Regions from separate parts of the Homo sapiens genome. Here regions 1, 2 and 4 are each linked to region 3. The links are chromatin loops, found by intact Hi-C in ENCODE. Cell type or tissue: psoas muscle. All regions are shown on one strand.

Evidence for each region. A loop is a pair of places that touch in the nucleus more often than their neighbours do. Peaks named below come from ENCODE experiments on the same cell type or tissue, not always from the same donor. Only the 100,000 strongest peaks of a DNase experiment are listed, where the experiment ranks them.
Region 1: it touches region 3 in a loop (2.8-fold over the local background); 3 of 110 quality-filtered maps call a loop at or near these places.
Region 2: it touches region 3 in a loop (2.3-fold over the local background); 3 of 110 quality-filtered maps call a loop at or near these places.
Region 4: a loop joins it to region 3, with 4 times the contacts of the local background. A loop is called at or near these places in 76 of 110 quality-filtered maps.

Annotation. Positions count from the first base shown.
Region 1 is chr17:82,926,769-82,929,268 of GRCh38, reverse strand. It overlaps TBCD (tubulin folding cofactor D), which reads right to left. Exons shown (of 39, transcript NM_005993.5): 29 at 1,946-2,083; 30 at 1,281-1,364; 31 at 1-156. Among named protein-coding and RNA genes, the nearest start is that of ZNF750, 88 kb to the right of the region's middle. In psoas muscle, no CTCF peak of the experiment used is centred here; a DNase peak (open chromatin) is centred at 1,488.
Region 2 is chr17:82,913,259-82,915,758 of GRCh38, reverse strand. The region is part of intron 23 of TBCD (tubulin folding cofactor D); the gene reads right to left. Among named protein-coding and RNA genes, the nearest start is that of ZNF750, 74 kb to the right of the region's middle. In psoas muscle, CTCF peaks have their summits at 1,279 (motif pointing right) and 1,944; DNase peaks (open chromatin) are centred at 1,198 and 1,928; H3K27ac peaks cover 658 bases.
Region 3 is chr17:82,667,712-82,670,211 of GRCh38, reverse strand. All of the region lies in intron 1 of RAB40B (RAB40B, member RAS oncogene family), which reads left to right. It overlaps MIR4525 (microRNA 4525), which reads left to right and starts at 1,905; the gene lies at 1,905-1,979. RefSeq lists an enhancer at 1,251-1,430. In psoas muscle, a CTCF peak has its summit at 1,496 (motif pointing left); a DNase peak (open chromatin) is centred at 1,461; H3K4me3 peaks cover 851 bases; H3K27ac peaks cover 1,954 bases.
Region 4 is chr17:82,765,934-82,768,433 of GRCh38, reverse strand. It overlaps TBCD (tubulin folding cofactor D), which reads right to left. Exons shown (of 39, transcript NM_005993.5): 4 at 2,066-2,167; 5 at 1-14. Among named protein-coding and RNA genes, the nearest start is that of TBCD, 15 kb to the right of the region's middle. In psoas muscle, a CTCF peak has its summit at 1,089 (motif pointing right); no DNase peak of the experiment used is centred here.

The sequences.
Region 1 (2,500 bases), 260 kb before region 3:
GGAAACAGCTTTTCCAGTTCTCCTCGGTGGGGCACGTGGGGGATGGGAGGGCTGTCAAAGTGCAGGAGCGTCAGGAACACGCTGGCGGCGTGAGCACGGAAACGGTCAATCTTCTCACTGGCCTGCTGGGCCACACAGCACATGATGCGCTCACAGCTGCAAACCGAGAGCAGGAGGTAAACCAAGGGCGGGCGGTAAATTAAGAGCGGGCGGTAAACTGAGCACAGGCGGTCCGAGCCGTGACTCCAGCCCAAGCACCACGAGGACATGCGGGCTCCTCGGGACATGGTGGCTGAGTTGGCAGCTGACACCAGGACACTGGCTCGGAAGAACCACACTCCGTTACCTTCACATCCCAGGAGCCCAACCCTACAGGTGCGCAGCAAATACATGCTACGTACTTGTTACACATGTGCTACGTGTTACATGCGTGCTGATGAGGTCTTAGGGTTGAAGCAGGGACAACAAATAGGATTACAGGAGCGGGTGGAGAAGAGTGATGGGGACAGAGAGGCCGGGGATGGGGAGAGAGAAGCTGGGGCTGGGGAAGAGATGGGGAGGGGGAAAGAGAAAGAGGTGAGAACTAAGGAAATCAGGCCCTGGGATCCCCACGGCCGAGTGTCCCTGACAGAGAGACTGACAGCAAGGGCAGGGCCTGGACCCCCATGACTCAGTGCCCCCGACAGAGACCCGCAAGGGCAGGGCCTGGACCCCCTGACTGAGTGCCCCTGACAGAGATCCGCAAGGGCAGGGCCTGGACCTCCATGACTCAGTGCCCCCGACAGAGAGACCGACAGAAAGGGCAGGGCCTGGGGGTACCCACAACCCCGTGCCCCCGACAGAGACACACAGCAAGGGCAGGCCCCAATGGCAGCCTCAGGTGCAGGGAACTGAGTGATGGCTCAGCTGGTCCTGGCAGGAGCAGACCCCCAGGTTCAGGGTCCTAAGCTGAGAAGTCCCCACCTCCTGCCCGGCCCTACCCCGGGAAGCTGGCTGTCATCAAACTGGCCAGAGCACCGTTGGAGGCCCAGGCTGGGGAGCAGAGCCTCGTCCTGGGGGCACTGGGCAGAGGAGGATGGGCCCCAGCTCACGCCATGGCTATGGGGGCAGGAGGAGGGGCCTGCACAAACCTGGGGTCAGGGACCAGAGAGGCTCTCTGGGAGGAGGGTGTGTGCCCAGCAGTGCAAATGCCACTGAGCACCAGGACCGCCCGCCCCGCCAGCCTCCCCAAGCTCGGGGCTGCCCTCTAGGATGCAGAAGAGCTGCGACGTGACACTCACGTATGGGCCTCGATCAGCTCAGGCTGGCTCCGAGCCAGCAGAAGTGTCAGATCCATCAGACTGGTCATGGCGGCCTTGCGGACCCTGATGGGACAAGGAGAGGCAGAGACACCCAGCTTGAGAGGGGGGTTCCAACCCTGGTTCTGCCCACCACGCCGGCAGCCTGTGTGAATTCGACACCCGTGACTAACCCCACACAGAGCCCAGGCACGCTGCCAGGGAGTCACGGGGCCTGCAGAGGTTCCCTGTGCGCTACAGGGACGTGTGCAGGGAGCCACCCACAGCCACACACACCGGGGCCCCGAGGCATCCTACACACACAGGCGTTTCAGGGGTTATCAATCCCACTACAGCAAGAAATGTTGGCAAAACCCAATGTAAGCAGCCGGCAGCCTTTCATTGAAGACGCGTCCTCCCTCACACCCTGTCAACGAGGACGACACAGGCCCAACACCTGAGGACGGGCTGGACAAGCACCTGCAAAGCCCTGCCACGCAGGCTCACCCGGGAGCAGAGAACAGGTCATCTTCCCCAGAGCCTTTAAAACGCAAAACACGGCACAAATCTACAAAGATTTCTCCCTGCAGAAAAGCCCGGGGCCTCCGAGTTTCCACGGAATAGATGGGCTTCTCAGAAGAAGCGCTCACCCACTGCTACGTACGTACCAGGTGCCCACGTCCCCTCTGCTGTCCGTGGTGTAGTCGTCCATGCAGCCCAGCAGCGCACAGTAAATCTGGGAAACATTCTCTCCGCACACAGCTTCGTCTGGGGCTCCTGCTTTCACACCAACAGTCTGGCAAATCCTGAAATTTAAAATGTGTGAGCTAACAAACAAACATCGGTGAGCCTCATCTTCCACATCGCAGAGGGCTGATGTGTGTTCCTGATCCTGAGAAGACACGCTCAGAACAGTCCAGGACCCTCGGGTAGATCAGAAACACAGAGCTCCTTCCACATGTATGGAACGTGGGACGTGCTTCCCCGAGGTCACGCTCTGCCGTCTCTCCGGTTGAAAGGTGGATGGGGACGCCCCCTGCGGCTGGTCCCTCCCACTTCCCACCCTGACTAGAGGGAACGGATGCTGGCATAGGAGAGAAGGGGGCGTGCGTGGCCCCCGCGGGACTGCTCCTCTTGTGTGCCTGCAGGGAGGAGAGGGCATATGGCGTGGCCCCAGGTGCGTGTCTGTCAACGAGTGCAGAGATCATTCCAAACACTGGCTG
Region 2 (2,500 bases), 250 kb before region 3:
TTTTCCTGATTCTCGTGACGCCTCTGGTGCAAGGCTGTGAGCCAGATGACCCCCTTCCTCCCGGCCCCTGCCCTCGGTGATCCACATGTGAGCAGGATAAAAAAACACCTGTGGTTTTAAGACACTGAAACTTGGGGATTGTTTCAAGAGCAAAACGCAGTCCACCCTGACTGACAAACCCCTCCTTCATCGCTGCTTCACTAAACAGAGTTCCTGTTTCTTTCCTTTGATTCTAAAGCATGAAATGCAAGAGCCACTGAGACTAAGACGGAGACAAGGGGACGCTCATCTTCCTGGCACCGGGGGAAGCAGCTCAGTTCAGGCCACGCTGAGGACATCCAGGATGTTCATCTCCTCTCGTGAATATTCACGACAAAGGCCAACCTGTATGACATTTCTTTGATATGGGGACGCAGACGACTCCCAAGGGTTGAGCCACTTTTCCCACAAAATGTGCAAAAAACGTCTGAAGAAATCTGCGGTTCGACACCTCCGGGGCACCTGCGGCCAGGGCGCACCTGATGCTCCTGCGGGCGGCATGTCACCGACATGCCGGCGTCCTCGGGGGTAAGGGCGCCATCCTCTGGCCTGGGTGAGAAAGTGACCAGCAGCCCCTCCCCGTCTCCCACATGTAGCCCGTGAACCCGCAGATTTCTCACCCCGACAAGAGCTTGGAGTCTTGTCTCACTTGAAAGAACACATCTAAAACTAAGGATATCAGGAAACAGCTGCGTACATACAGAACTCAGAAATACAGAAGCAAGGAAAACAGACAGCTAAAAAACTGAAAGGGTTGCCTTTGGAAAAATAAAAATGTGGGACTGGGAGATGCGGGGCCAAGACCACAGACGCTATGCAGAACTATTTCCCCTTCTGAACTATTCCTACTTGAAAGCTGAAAGGGAAAATAATTTCCTACGAAGTGTAAAAATGAACGAGGAGGAGAAAAAAACCTGAGTTGACACCAAGGCTCAGTCAGGATCACCAGGGACACAGCCGGCTTCAGAGCCTGCAGGCCAGAGTCTCCTGGGGCCAGCAAAGGCCATGGAGGGGAAGGAGCTGCACAAGGAGGGCCGGCGCCGGGAGCTGAGGTCACGGCTGGGGAGTGCAGGCAGCCAAGGGGCCCCCAGGGAGGGCGTGGGCAGCATGGGCAGCTTTCCACGGGACACGCCCGCCACGGTGCGAGGCGACATGTGCAGGAGTGCCGCGTTTGCACTCAGCGGTGTGAGGGAGTGCAAACACCGCACTCCAGCAAACACACTCATGGTGCAGACACAGCTGGAGGCCGGCAGGGGGCCCAGAGCAGGGATGCCTCCCATAAAGATGCCCTTCTCCACGATGCCCCCCAGCAATCCACACCCTGCCGTGAACCCTGAGGGATGCATCCCAACAGCACACGTGCCCCAGAGCAGAGGGCAGGGTGGGAAAGCTGGAGTTGGGGGTAGAGAGAGGCAGACAGAAACCACCCTGCACCCAGCACCCCCAACAACAGACCACAGCCCTCCACCATCCTTCAGAGCAGAGCACCGAGAACCCGGATGGCGTGAAGACGCCAAACACCGAAACCGCGGTAAGGGCGCCTTTTTAAAACCCGGACGAAGCACATCAGTGTTTAGGTTCCACGGTTACTTGTGCAGCCTGCAGTGCCTGCCAGCGGGGAGCAGTGGGTGTGGTGGGTGAGGAAGGGACAGGACAGGGTGGCTACTTTGTCTCAAGTCTTTCCAAATATCATCATCAAAAAGCCCAACTAGAACCCACAACATTCCCCCTCTCCCCGCTAAGTGCAAATGCAGCCTCACGCCCAGGGAGGGCACGTCGCGTGGAAAGCTGCCCACGACAACCACACGGAGGCTCCAGGACCTGCGGTTTTTCCATGGTTTCCTCCTGAGCTCGTGACAATTCTGCCCATCATGGGTAGGTGGCAGCAATGCACAGGCCAACGGTGCCCTGCGGCCAACAGCGGCCAACGCCCAGCAGGACCCCTAAGGGGCGGTCACTCTGGAGCCTGGGGGACATCAATGTGGCTGCCCTAACCACACATTCAAGAAGAAGAGCAGATTACAGAGCAGCACCTCCCCAATGGGCCCCGCTTCACGGAGCAGGAGGGTAAAGGAAATTCAGCCAAAATGGCGTCCTGGGGACTCGGAACGCATTCAACTCCATCGCCGCCAGCTACAGGGACTCGGAACGCCTTCAACTCCGTCACCACCGGCCACGGGGATTCGGAACGCCTTCAACTCCATCACCGCCAGCCACGGGGACTCCAAACGCCTTCAACTCTGTCGCCGCCGGCCACGGGGACTCGGAACACCTTCAACTCCGTCGTTGGCCAAAGGGATTCGGAACGCCTTTAACTCCCCCCTTTCATGGTGGGCAGTGGCTCCTGTGCAGACTTACTGCTCAAACACCAAGAGCGACCCTAAAAGCAGACCCCGCAGCACACGGGGAGCACGTGAAGGTCGTGTGAAGGTCGTAGGACTGCCTCCAACTGCCATCTCCA
Region 3 (2,500 bases):
TCTGTCTCAAAAAAAAAAAAAAAAAAAAAAAAAGATTGTTGGCCCTCAAGGACAGGTCAAGAGGATACTTTCTAAGTCAGAGGACCCAGCCAAGCTCAGGCAGTGGATTAATCTCCGGAAAGACAAATATGAGCCTCTCAGCCCGTGGGGGTGAGTGTCCCTTCGTCTGGAGACAGACATATCAAAGCTGGAGTTATCTCCGCATTCGAAAATAGATTCCCAAGTGTATTCGTTCATTGCCTCGTGCCTGCCAAGGGAAAATAAATATTTCCAAAATTCTCTTTGAGGATTGCTATTATGGAGCAAATATGTATGTTCTTTTTTAATTTATTGTTTGTGTTTCACGCTCAGTGTGTTCATTGCTGACGGCTGCAGGACTTGGCACATGATGGTGCCTTCCCGAGAGCTTAGTAGGGTTTTAAAGGACTGTGAAGAGATTTTTGGTCGTCGCTCAAAGCGTAATTTCACAGGGCCTGAAGCTCCCGCGCTGGGGCTAGTAGAACTATCTAGTTGGAAGGCTCCAGAAAAGTGTTTTTGTCTCCTTTTACATTTTTTTTTAGAGACAGAGTCTCACTCTGTCACCCAGGCTGGAGTGCAGTGGCACGATCATAGTTGACTGCAGTCTCCAACTCCCGGGTTCAAGAGATCCTTCCACCTCAGCCTCCTGAGAAGCTGGGACGACAGGTGTGCACCACCATGATTGGCCAATTTTTTTATTTTTTATTTTTATTTTTTTGAGACAGAGTTTCGCTCTTGTTGCCCAGGCTGGAGTGAAATGGTGTGATCTCGGCTCACCACAACCTCCACCTCCCAGGTTCAAGCAATTCTCCTGCCTCAGCCTCCTGAGTAGCTGGGATTACAGGCACCCGCCACCACGCCCGGCTAATTTCGTATTTTTAGCAGAGACAAGGTTTCTCCATGTTGGTCAGGCTGCTCTCGAACTCCTGACCTCAGGTGATCCACCCCGCTCGGCCTCCCAAAGTGCTGGGATTACAGGCGTGAGCCACCGCGCCCAGGCCCTAATTTTTAAATTTTTTGTAGAGATGAGGTCTCACCATGTTGCCCAGGCTGGTTTCGAATTCCTGGGCTCAAGCGATCCTCTCACCTTAACCTCCCAAAGAACTGGGATTACAGGCGTGAGCCACCGTGCCTGGCTATTTTCCTTTCTGTAAAAGGACTGTTTCCTTGATACTCACTTGGTCACCTGGGAAAACCACAGCAGTGTGGTTTTGGTCTGACAGCAATGGAGGCTACGCCGCGTGCCCCACTGTGGTGAGGTCAAGCTCCTGGTGCTAAGATGCTGATGGTAGCAGTGGCCCATCTAGAGTGGCTGCTGCCAAGATGCCGGCTGCAGCGGAGGCATGGCTGGGCCTCTCGATCCACGGATCAGGCAGCAGCTCCGCCTTCCCTGCGTGCCGCGGCCCGCTGCCCTGGGGCAGCTCTAGACGCGGGCGTCTCTGTGCTCTTGGAGGCCTGGGAAGGCCACCCCTGCCCCCTGCAGGCTTAGAAGTGCCTGCTCCAAATGCCTGGCCTCTCCTCACTCCCCACGCCCGCTCCAGTCGTGGAGCACAGTTGGGGCTGAGCCCAGGTGCTGCTGCAGACCATCCGGGTGGGTCCACACTTGGGGCAGCACGGACACACCAGCCCTTGCCACCTCAGCCCCCTCGGGACTGGGCGCTGTTGAACATGGGAGGGAAGCTGAGGGAGGGCTGAGGGTGGCTCAGTGCTGGCCTGCAGGCGCCCCTTGGCATGAACAAGCTGGGTGCCATGAACAGCAGTGGGAGGCAGACAGACTTCTGGGTGGAAGGGGGCAGGTCCCTGGTGAAGCCACACCTTGAAGCTTCAAGGGGGCCTGGGGCCCGGGCTGCCAGTCCTGCAGACTGGAAGGAGGACTCGGTGCTTTTGTCAGAGGGGGGATGTGCATGCTGGTTGGGGTGGGCTGCCTGTGGACCAATCAGCGTGCACTTCCCCACCCTGAAGACCACAAAAACCCCAGACTCAGAGCAACGCGGACGTCGGGATGACCAGCTGCGGAGAGCTACCCTGTCTGCTGAGAGCTGAACACTTGTCAGGACGACCTGCCTGCAGAGAGAAGCCACCCACTGTGGGTCTCCCCTGAGCTGTTCTAACACTCAGTAAAGCTCCTCCTCGTCTCGCTCACCCTCCACTTGTCTGGGTACCTCATTCTTCCTGGATGCAGGACAATAATTCAGCAGCCACAGAGGTTTCCAGCCGGAAGAGCAACATCCCAAAGGCCCCATCAGTGCCCCGTCAGCGCCCATGCCAAGAAGAGAGAGACAGACGGTGCACTCAGCGTGCCTGCTGGGCTCGGTGGCAAACGTTTGGCCAGCTCAGGAAAGCCTCGTACTGGGTGGGTCAGGGGACTGCTTGGCCGCTCTGTCTGAGCCTCATCACGGGGCAGGTGGCGTCTGCAAAGCGGGTGCTTCGGGCGTTCTCAGTGCTGCTGTATCTTTTGTCCTCTGAATCACTCTCCTCTGAC
Region 4 (2,500 bases), 98 kb before region 3:
CGGGTTTCCCAAGCCTAAAAAATTAAACCACGGGAAGAATGAGTCTTGCTTGAAAATCACAGGCCACTGGCCACAATCTACTCAAAGTCACTGCCCTCCATGCCCACCCAATGCCTATGAAAGCCATTCAAATGCCATCACCCTCAGGGCCAGAAATGCAAGCCGTTCACCAACTCCTCGCCACATCCCCCCCGGAATCCCCACCACACACACCTACCGCCGTAACTTAGCTCAGCAGACAAGAGAGACATCAAAATGAACAAAGAAAAATCATAATACATCAGTATAGCAGCTTCTCTTCGCTGGCACCTCTCCACATACAAACTGGCCTTTTGAAAAAGTGAAAAACAGATAAAAAGTAAAAACACCTAAGAATAAAGAAAAAAGGCCAGGTGTGGTGGTTCACACCTGTAATCCCAACACTTTGGGAGGCCGAGACGAGCGGATCACCTGAGGTCAGGAGTTCCTTTTTTTTTTTTTGAGATGGAGTCTCGCTCTGTTGCCCAGGCTGGAGTGCAGTGGCGCAACCTCGCTCACTGCAAGCTCCACCTTCCGGGTTCACGCCATTCTCCTGCCTCAGCCTTCTGAGTAGCTGGGACTACAGGCGTTTGCCACCATGCTAGGCTAATTTTTGTATTTTTTGTAGACACAGGGTTGCACCGTGTTAGCCAGGATGGTCTCGATCTCCTGACCTCGTGATCCGCCCACCTTGGCCTCCCAAACTGCTGGGATTACAGGCACGAGCCACCGTGCCTGGCCGAGGTCAAGAGTCCTAAACCAGCCTGACCAACATGGAGAAACCCTGTTTCTACTAAAAATACAAAATTACCCTGGCGTGATGACACATGCCTGTAATCCCAGCTACTCAGGAGGCTGACACAGGAGAATCGCTTGAACCTGGGAGACAGAGGTTGCAGTGAGCCAAGATTGTGCCATTGCTCTCCAACCTGGGCAAGAAGAGTGAAACTCTGTCTTTTTAAAAAAAAAAGAATAAAGAAAACAATTATCAACTTCTAATAAAAAAGGAGTACCCTTATTTTCAGTAATTAGTAAAAAACATCCCAATTTGTCCCTGCAATCATTCCACTGGGGGGCGCTAGAAGTACTAGGGAAAGAAGGGCACGGAGTGCAGGGCAGCAGGGAAATGCCCCACAGCGCTCATCAGTCACATCCACGCCGAGACAAGCCACCGCACTGCACGGTTATAAACCGTGTGCTCCTCCAAATACATACCACGCAGAAGACAGCGAGCATAGCAGGCCCCGCTGCCGTCTGAGGCAAGGCCCCTGACGAGGCCGGCCCTGGGCTGGTATCCAGGGACCTGGACACCAGCAGGGTTCCCACCAAGCCCTGCCTGATGAGGTCCCTCGCTGGCTCAATCTGCACAAACCGTGTGCTTTACGCTGGCACCTGCTTTCCTGCTGGGGGTCTGGAATTTCGTTTCGTGCCAGGCAGAGGTGTCCATGTGGCCAGACCCCAGTGAAAGCTCTGGGCACCAAGTCTCAAACGTGCTTCTCTGATAGACACCTCACAGGTGTGGTCACATCTCACTGCTGGGGGAATGACACAGGCCCTGTGGGACCCAACTGGAGGACCCCGGGAGCTCCCGCCTGGTTCTCCCCAGACCCCACCCATGTGCCTTTTCCCTTTGCTGATTTTGCTGTGTATTATTTTGCCATAACAAGTGACAGCCAAAAGGAGGACTCTATGCTGAGTGCTGTGAGTCCCGCTCAGGAAGTATCAAACCTGGGGGTGGTCTTGGGAACCCAACACAGTTATACTTACACAGTTAAAAAAACATAGAAACAATGACGGATTTATTGTTAAACTACACCTAGGCATAATTTTTTTTATAAAGGGGCTATTTTAAACGAAAATAATTTAAAGCAACTTGTACAAGAAGTAAAGGAAAAGTGAAAAGAAAAGAAAGAAAAGAGGAGTGACACAAAACAAAGGGAGATAAAATGAAAGAAACAGGAAGGGGAAGGTGCAGCAGGGTGGGGCAAGCAGGGAGGAAGGACAGGCACGGAGGGCTGGAGACGAGGGGGGAGGCAGAGACACTCACTTCATGGTCCTTGGGATTCTGAATTGTGACCAAATCTAAAACAGGCTCTACATCGGCAACTTCATGAGGAAATAAACGAAGAAATGTTTTATAGCCTCGAACCTATCAAATAAAGAGATGCTGAATTATAACATTTAAAAATACAGAGAGCAGCAAAATTGCCTTTCTACCCTTTCATCAAAAATCACCAGCTACGCGACCCACTGATCAAAGAGAATTCTGTGACATTACAGTGACACAATTTAGTAAGACCGTAGTCACCCCAAGAAAGCTACCCATGGCCAAGAGCGATGGCTCACACCCGTAATCCCAGCACTTTGGGAGGCCGAGGCAAAAGAATAGCTTGAGACCAAGAGTTGGAGACTAGCCTGGGCAACATAAAAAATTAAAAATTAGACAGGATGGTGGCACATGCCTGTAGTCTGAGAGGATGAG